2 separate regions of the Homo sapiens genome follow, and region 1 is linked to region 2. Evidence: chromatin loops called from intact Hi-C (ENCODE). Cell type or tissue: Caco-2. All regions are shown on one strand. Links, peaks and the distances in the headings refer to the core of each region. The heading gives the core; the rest is flanking DNA.

Region 1 (4,390 bases), core at 275-4,274, 99 kb before region 2:
CTACCTAACTTCAAAATATACTACAAAGCTATAGTAACCAAAACAGCATGATACTGGCATAAAAACAGACGCATAGACCAGTAGAACAGAATAGAGAACTCAGAAATAAATCCCTGCATTTTCAACCAACTGATTTTTGACAAAGACACTAAGAACACACGTTGGGGAAAGGATGGTCTCTTCAATGCATAATGCTGGGAAAACTAGATATCCACAGGCAGAAGAATGAAACTAGAGCCCTATCTCTCACCATATACAAAAATCAATTCTAAATTGATTAAAGACTTAAATGTAAGATTCAAAACTATGAAAATTCTAGAAGAAATATGGGAGAAATGCTTCATAAAATTGGGCTGGGCAAGGATTTTTTGAATAAGACCTAAAAGGCATAAAAGCAAAAATAGACAAATGAGATTACATCAAGCTAAAAAGCTTCAACAGCAAAGGAAACAATCAATAAACTGAGCAGGTAATCCACAGAATGGGAGAGATTATTGACAACTATGCAGCTGACAATGGGTTAATATTTAGCATATGTAAATAACTCAAACAACTCAATAGCAGAAAAACAAATAATCCAATTAAACATGGGCAAAGACCTTCTCAAAATAAGACATACAAATGGCCAACAGATATATGAAAAAAAGTTCAACATCACTAATCATCAGAGAAATGCAAATGGAAACCACAGTGCAATATTACCTCACCCCAGCTAGAATGGCTATAATCAAAAAGACAAAAAAAAATAACAAATGCTGGCAAGGATGCAGAGAAAAGGGAATTTTTATATTCTGTTTGTGGGAATGTAAATTAGTATAATCATTATAAAAAAAAACAGTATGGAGGCTCTTCAAAAAATTAAAAATAAAACTACAATATAATCCAGCAATCCCATTCCTGGGTATACATCCAAAGGAAATAAAAATCAGTATGTCTAAGAGATATCTGCACTCCCTTGTTTATTGTGGCATTATTCACAATAGCCAAGATATGGAATCAACCTAAGTGTCCATCTAATGATAAATAGATAAAGAAAATGTGGTATGTATACACAATAGAATACTATGCAGTCATAAAACAAAATGAAATCCTATCATTTGTGACAACACAGATGAACCTGGAGGACATTATGTTAAGTGAAAAAAGCCAAGCACAGAAAGACAAACCCTGCATGATCTCAATCATATGTGGAATCCAAAGAAGTTGATTTCATAGAAATACAGAGGAGAATGGTGGCCACCAGAGGCTGGGGAGTCTCTTCAATAAATGTTCTCTTCAATAAATGATGCTGGGAAAACTAAATATCCACAAGCAGAAGAATGAAACTAGAGGCCTCTCACTATATACAAAAATCAACTCTAAACGGATTAAAGACTCAAATGTAAGATTCAAAACTATGAAACTTCTCCCAGTGGAGAGACCGGGAGAGGTTGGTTAACAGGTTCACAGTTATAGTTAGACAGGACGAATAAGTTCTGGTGTTCTATTGCACCAAAGAGTGATCACAGCAAATAACAATGTAGTGTAGATTTCAAGATAGCTAGAAGATTTTGAATGTTATCACCATAAAAAAAGATAAATGTTTTAATTGATGGATATGATAATTACCACAACTTTTTCATATGTATGCATGCATTGAAACATCACATTGTCCTCCTAAAATACATATTATTATGTGTCAATTATAAATAAGAATTAAATATGATAAAAGAAATATTTATTAAGCACTTACTTTGCACCAGAGCTTCTTCCAAGTTTTGAGAATACAGCAATGAACAAAACCATCTCTGCCCTCATAGAACTCACATTATTGACAAAAGGGTGCCAATTAGAAAGGAGACCCTATTGCAGCCCACGGAGGGCGAGCCACAGCAGGGTGGGGTGTTGCCTCACCCGGGAAGCACAAAGGGTCAGGGATTTCCCTTTCCTAGCCAAGAGAAGCCATGACAGACTGTACCTGGAGGAATGGTACACTCCCGTCTACATACTGTGCTTTTCCCAAGGTCTTACCAATCGGCAGACCAGGAGATTCTCTCCCGTGCCTGGCTCGGGGGTCCCACGCCTATGGAGACTTGCTCACTGCTAGCACAGCAGTCTGAGATCGACCTACGACACTGCAGCCTGGTGGCGTGAGGGGTGTCAGCCAATGCTGAGGCTTGAGTAGGTAAACAAAGTAGGTAGGGAAGCTCAAACTGGGCAGAGCCCACCGCAGCTCAGCAAGGCCTACCACCTCTCTAGACTCCACTTCTGTGGGCAGGGCATAGCTGAACAAAAGGCAGCAGACAACTTCTGCAGACTTAAACGTCCCTGTCTGACAGCTCTGAAGAGAGCAGTGGTTCTCCCAGCACAGTGTTCAAGCTCTGAGAACGGACAGGCTGCCTCCTCAAGTGGGTCGCTGATCCCCATGTAGGTTGACTGGAAGATACCTCCCAGTAGGGGCCGACAGACACCTCATACAGGTGGGTGCCCCTCTGGGACGAAGCTTCCAGAGGAAGGATCAGGCAGCAATATTTACTGTTTTGCAATATTTGCTGTTCTGCAATATTTGCTGTTCTGCAGCCTCCACTGTTGATACCCAGGCAAACAGGATCTGGAGTGGACCTCCAGCACACTCCAACACACCTGCAGCTGAGGGGCCTACTGTTAGAAGGAAAACTAACAAACAGAAAGGAATAGTATCAACATCAACAAAAAGGAAATCCACATCAAAACCCCAACATCAAAGACCAAAGATAGATAAAACCACAAAGATGGGGAGAAACCAGAGCAGAAAAACTGAAAATTCCAAAAACCAGAGCACCTCTTCTCCTCCAAAAGATCGCAGCTCCTTGCCAGCAACGGATCAAAACTGTACGGAGAAGGAATTTGACGAGTTGACAGAAGTAGGCTTCAGCAGGTCGGTTATAACAAACTACTCTGAGCTAAAGGAGCATGTTCTAACCCATCGCAAGGAAGCTAGAAACATTGAAAAAAGGTTAAATGAACGGTTAACTAGAATAAACAGTGTCAAGAAGTGCTTAAATGACCTGATGGAGCTGAAAACCACAGCATGAGAACTTCGTGATGCACACATAAGCTTCAATAGACGATTCGATCAAGTGGACGAAAGGACAAAAGGATATCAGTGATTGAAGATCAAATTAATGAAATAAAGTGAGAAGACAAGATTAGAGAAAAAAGCATGAAAAGAAACACACAAAGCCTCCAAGAAATATGGGACTATGAGAAGAGACCAAATCTACATTTGATTGGTGTACCTGAAAGTGACGGGAAGAATGGAACCAAGTTAGAAAACACTCCTCAGGATGGTATCCAGGATAACTTCCCCAACCTAGCAAGGCAGGCCAACATTCAAATTCAGGAAATACAGAGAACACCACAAAGATACTCCTCAAGAAGAGCAGTCCCAAGGCACATAATTGTCAGATTCACCAAGGTTGAAATGGAGGAAAAAATGTTAAGGGCAGCCAGAGAGAAAGGTTGGGTTACTCACTAAGGGAAGCCCATCAGAACTAACGGCAGATCTCTCAGCAGAAACCCTACAAGCCAGAAGAGAGTGAGGGACAATATTCAACATTCTTAAAGAAAAGAATTTTAAGCCCAGAATTTCATATCCAGCCAAACTAAGCTTCATAAGCGAAGGAGAAATAAAATCCTTTACAGACAAGAAAATGCTGAGAGATTTTGTCACCACCAGGCCTACCTTATAAGAGCTCCTGAAGGAAGCACTAAACATGGAAAGGAACAACCAGTACCAGCCACTGCAAAAACATGCCAAATTGTAAAGGCCATTGATACTATGAAGAAACCCCAACAATTAATGAGCAAAATAACCAGCTAACATCATAATGACAGGGTCAAATTCACACATAGCAATATTAACCTTAAATGTAAACAGGCTAAATGTCCCAATTAAAAGACACAGACTGGCAAATTGGATAAAGAGTCAAGACCCATCAATGTGCTGTATTCAGGAGACCCATCTCACATGCAGAGACACACATAGGCTCAAAATAAAGGGATGGAGGAAGATCTACCAAGCAAATGGAAGCCAAAAAAAAAAAAAAAAAAAAAAAAAAAAAGCAGGGGTTGCAATCCTAGTCTCTGATAAAACAGACTTTAAACCAACAAAGATCAAAAGAGACAAAGAAGGCCATTACATAATGGTAAAGGGATCAATTCAACAAGAAGTGCTAACTGTCCTAAATATATATGCACCCAATACAGGAGCACGCAGATTCATAAAGCAAATCCTTAGAGACCTACAAAGAGACTTGGACTCCCACACAATAATAATGGGAGACTTTAATACCCCACTGTCAATATTACACAGATCAGTGAGGCAAAAGGTTAACAAGGATATCCAGGACTTGAACTCAACTCTGCACCA
Region 2 (4,390 bases), core at 240-4,239:
TTCCTCCATGCATATCAGGGTGCTGGTAAGGTGTACTTGTGACCCTCTGCTCACCACTGTGCTCCTAATGCTCCTGCCCAAACCTGCTTCCCATTCCTTCAGAGAACTGGCTTCAAGATGGGCTTCTTCTGAGCTTCTCTCAATGTGACCCCCACACCTAATGGAGAATAAAACTGCAACTTGAATATCCCTGGACAGGTGTAGCTGATAGTTTTGTCTCCATGTTCTGGGGACCAATAAACATAAAAACCCTGACTTCCTCCAAAGATACTGAGTTTTCCATCATCAGTAGGTTAAAGGCAGAGGCCAGCACCACTTAGAGAAGAGACTGCAAAAGGGATTCATTCATTGAATAGAAGCCTTCAAAATCCACAAGGGTCGTCCTGAGCCTCTGATGCCCTGTGGTTGGACTTCATAACTACTTGGAAGGCAGAGCTCAAAGCCTTCTTGATAGAGGGCTTTCTGCCTATTGAAGGTATTTATGGGCACACAAGTTCAAAGCCAGTACAATATTGGCATGCAAGAATGAGAGAAGAATGAGGAGACAGGGTAGGAGTAGGGTGCCCCCATGGCCCAGCAGACCTTTCTGCGAAAAGGGCTTGCTCACTTCTTGAAATTCCTGAAACTCCACCTCTACAGCCCCAGAAGGCTGAGCTGTGATAAAATCTACCCTCTCCCAAGGCCTGAGGCACACCAGGTATCCAGGAGGGAGATGAACTCACACTCACTTCCAGAAACATCTTAAGATTCCACGATGGTTGCTCTGAAAATCTGTTGGAGGCTCAGAAAGGCACCAAGGCCGCTCTTTGGAAGACAAGCAGACAGCAGCGAAGGGAACCAAATCCTCAATGACTCTGGGGACTGGAGCCTTTGAAAAGAGATGGTTTAATGAAAAGGTGCTGTCAAGAGCTAGCCGCCTAGAAGGCAGCTAGTCCTCGGCTGGCTGCTTTTTCCCTGTTGCCTCCCTTCTCGCTTAGTCAGGAGCTCCTGCTCAGCCCTGCAGACCCCCAGACCTCAGTGCCTGAGAATTAATCCTTGCTGGTTTGGACAAGAAGGAGCCATAGCCCTCAAATGCACAGGCCTCCTTGATGCCTGGAGACTGTCCTGTTACCCAGCCTGTGGCCCTGGGTTCTAGACCTGTTGTCCCTGCCGACGCTCCATCTGCCACTTCCCCAGCCAGGTGGTGACCATGGCAACCGTGGCTTGGAGAAGACAATGCAGCCACAGATGGTTTTCTACAGATGGGTCAAGTGCACAAAGTTATTCATTGTTTGGCCAAGGGGACTTCTAGCTTAGAATTAGAATGCACCTCTAGGGAGGACTTAACCTTGACAAGTAATTTCTTATTTAATTTTCAACACTCCTTTGATATGGGTACTATTATGATTCCCATTTTAGAGACAGGGAAACTGTGAAGGAATTTGTCCTTGGTCACACAGCTAGGAAGTGACAGAGCAAGGATTTGAACCCAGATTGGTATTATTACCAATTATTATTACCAATCTGGGTTCAAATCCTTGAATCCAGTTCAAATCCTTGAATCTGACAATAGATAGATTGGCTTTAGAGTCAAGCTCACACACTTTCCTCCTTGCCCGGAGCTCCCTAATGCTGACACACTGTCTTGGAGCACCCTCTAGATGCTCATCTGATGCCTGATTCCTTGGCCCCATCTTTAACCTCCAAGTACTTCCAGGCCTGGCCTTCCCCCCGGGCTCAGCCTCCTCCTCTACAACTGCTCTCCCTGCTTCTGTTCTGCCTCTGCTCTTCTTCCTGGGTTCTGGAGCTGCTGCCACCTGCAGGCCTCATGTGCAAAGATGCTTGAGCTCTAATACAGGATGTCAGAGCAGGAGGGCTGGGGACTGAATCCCTGCTATGTATGCTCCGCCGTGGTGGCCAAGTGAGGGCAGAGGCCCAGGAGTTTTAGTCTCCTGGAGAGATTTGCATCTGGGCTATTCTGCAATGACAATCTGGATCCCACAGGAAAAAATGGGGGTGCACTAAAGTCAAGTGCACATAAGCAGTAGGAGGCATTGAGATGAGCTCCAAGGGAGATCTTACATCTGAGATGAGTCAGTCTCCTGCTGTAGTCCTGCCTAAATGCTCTCAGAAGGAATATTTTGTGTGTGTTTCTATACTACCTTTCTTTTCTAGTTCAGGAAGGTCTTTACTCACTGGACCATAATGCAGCTGGAGGAATGTATGAAGCTATGAGATGTCCCCGTGATTGAGATTAGGATGGGCTCTTTCCCTCCAAGTCATAGATACAATCAACACTGATCAGTGAGGGATCAAGAGAGCCACAACCTCGTGGTGACAAACAGATTTAGAATCTGCGGCTGAAATTCAGACTGCGCTGCAGAGCTGGGCATTGTCTGCCAAGGGACCCAGTCCAGTAGGAGAGAAAGAATAAGTCTACATAGCTCTGGTTTTATTTCTAGATTTGCCACTGGGACACTGTGCCAGCCTCGGTGGCCACCTCCCTTGCCCTCCATAGGTAATTCACATAGAGGAAGAAAGTGGGTGGAAGAAAGAAAGAGTAGTGGTTAACTTTGCACCCTGTAAGAGGTAAGCACTACGGGAGTTGCTTTACATAAACTACCTCCCAATCCCCTAGGGGGCAAGTAGCAGATTCCCACTTTAAAAAGGAGGAACTGGGCTCAGAAACATAAACCCCAACATCACACAGCGACTTAGTAATATGTATGGAATGCAAAGCAATAACAATAGCAATAATAGTAATACCAATCTGGCAACAGTTGATATGTATGTAGAACAAGCTGTGTTCTGGACAATATATTGATTCCTTGAAACCTCACCCAAAATCCATCAGGTCAGTATTATTATCCCCATTTTACAGATGAGGAAAATGAATATCGAGATCTGTGAATCCCACCCAGTGCCAGCCGCCCTGACATCTTTCCTCTTCATGTCACAGAATTGTCATGAGGACCAATGGCATCGGGCAGCAGAAAACATTGCATATTCCCCAAAAGAAAGTGGCCCCTGGGCTTTCCTTTGCTTCCTTCCCAGAGTGAGCCATGCTCTGGAAGGGATATTTCCATAGCTGTCCTCTTACAGCATCAGTAAGCACCATGACTTTCAGGAGTACAGGATTGCACCTTTGACGGCTCCAGGCCCACAACCGATTGCATTCCTAGACCACAGGGAAGGGCAGCAGATCACTGCCTCATCTGCCCAGAGCTGTGGAGGCAGCAAAGGGTGTTTAACCTCTGCTGGTGAATTGAAAGCCCAGGAGCTGGTGCAGATTCATTTTGTTTTATTTCTTCTGTGCTCCCATAAAACGGAGTAGGGGGTTTCACAGGTGCAAGTACTGCTGGGGAAAATCCTGGGGGTGGGGGCAGGGTAAGGGTGGGGAGGAAGAACTGGCTTAGCTGCCAATCTGGAATGGGTAAGCAAGTGGGAGAACGAATAGGAGATGAAGGACTGAGGATAAGAAGGGTAGGAGAGGGAGACAGACAGACAGAAAGAAAGACAGAGATGGAGACATAGAAACAAAGAGACAGAGACCAAAGCAGAGAGATAGGGAGAGAGAGAACACCAGGGCCGAAACTCTCCTCACTGACGCTGCTACTAGAAGGTTGGGCTGGGCCTGCGTCTGCCCAGGGCATGTGATTCTTGGCCTCTACTGGTCCTAGAGTTCTACCACCTTCCAAAGAACAGAGCAGAAAGGCTGCTTCTAGTCCAGGAACTTGCAGGATGAGGCTCCATCACGGTGACTGTACTCTAGATCAGCCTCACCACACTACCTGCAGCATGCATGGCCTCCTGAGCATGCTCATGTGTGCCATGCAACCTCCTACAGGAATGAGGTTAGAGAATGGAAATTTAAGCTTAGAAGGAGAGGCAACATGTTTAGGGTCACCCAGGAAGTTAGTTTCCTGCAGAGATTGGAGCCCCAGCCAAGGAGTTCACCATCCTGCAGGACCAGGGACCTGCTGATTCTTGGAGGTGAGTCAAGGGACAGAGTGCCTAGAATGAGGGCGAGGGTGCAGAAGTCTCTCCTACCTCCCTATCCCACTCCAGCCAAAAATCCCAGCCAAATAAAACACAGGAGCCGAGGTGTTTGCATAATCTCCATCTCTCACTATGCACTCCCATGCCATGGTATGGTGCAGTCCACTTGGTCCTTGCCGCCTGCTCACTCACACAGTCAGGGACCCAAGAGCATACCTGCCCACCAATCCCTCCAGTGCCCCAAACCCTGCTCACTCTGCAGGTTGAGAGGGGACTGAGTACTTCACTGCATCACTTTTAACTCCACATGGTCCCAGCATCATCCACCCTCAAAAAAACTCCTCCATGGCCCTGCCCTTACAGAGCTCACCAAGTAGCAAGAGACAAACACACATCATAACTCACCCGGCAC

Evidence for each region. Hi-C counts contacts between places; a loop is a spot of excess contacts. Peaks named below come from ENCODE experiments on the same cell type or tissue, not always from the same donor. Only the 100,000 strongest peaks of a DNase experiment are listed, where the experiment ranks them.
Region 1: a loop joins it to region 2, with 10 times the contacts of the local background. A loop is called at or near these places in 6 of 110 quality-filtered maps.

Annotation. Positions count from the first base shown.
Region 1 is chr15:70,366,002-70,370,391 of GRCh38, forward strand. No RefSeq gene overlaps it. Among named protein-coding and RNA genes, the nearest start is that of LINC02205, 140 kb to the right of the region's middle. In Caco-2, for the core only: no CTCF peak of the experiment used is centred there; a DNase peak (open chromatin) is centred at 2,540.
Region 2 is chr15:70,465,316-70,469,705 of GRCh38, forward strand. No RefSeq gene overlaps it. Among named protein-coding and RNA genes, the nearest start is that of LINC02205, 38 kb to the right of the region's middle. In Caco-2, for the core only: a CTCF peak has its summit at 1,793 (motif pointing left); a DNase peak (open chromatin) is centred at 1,786.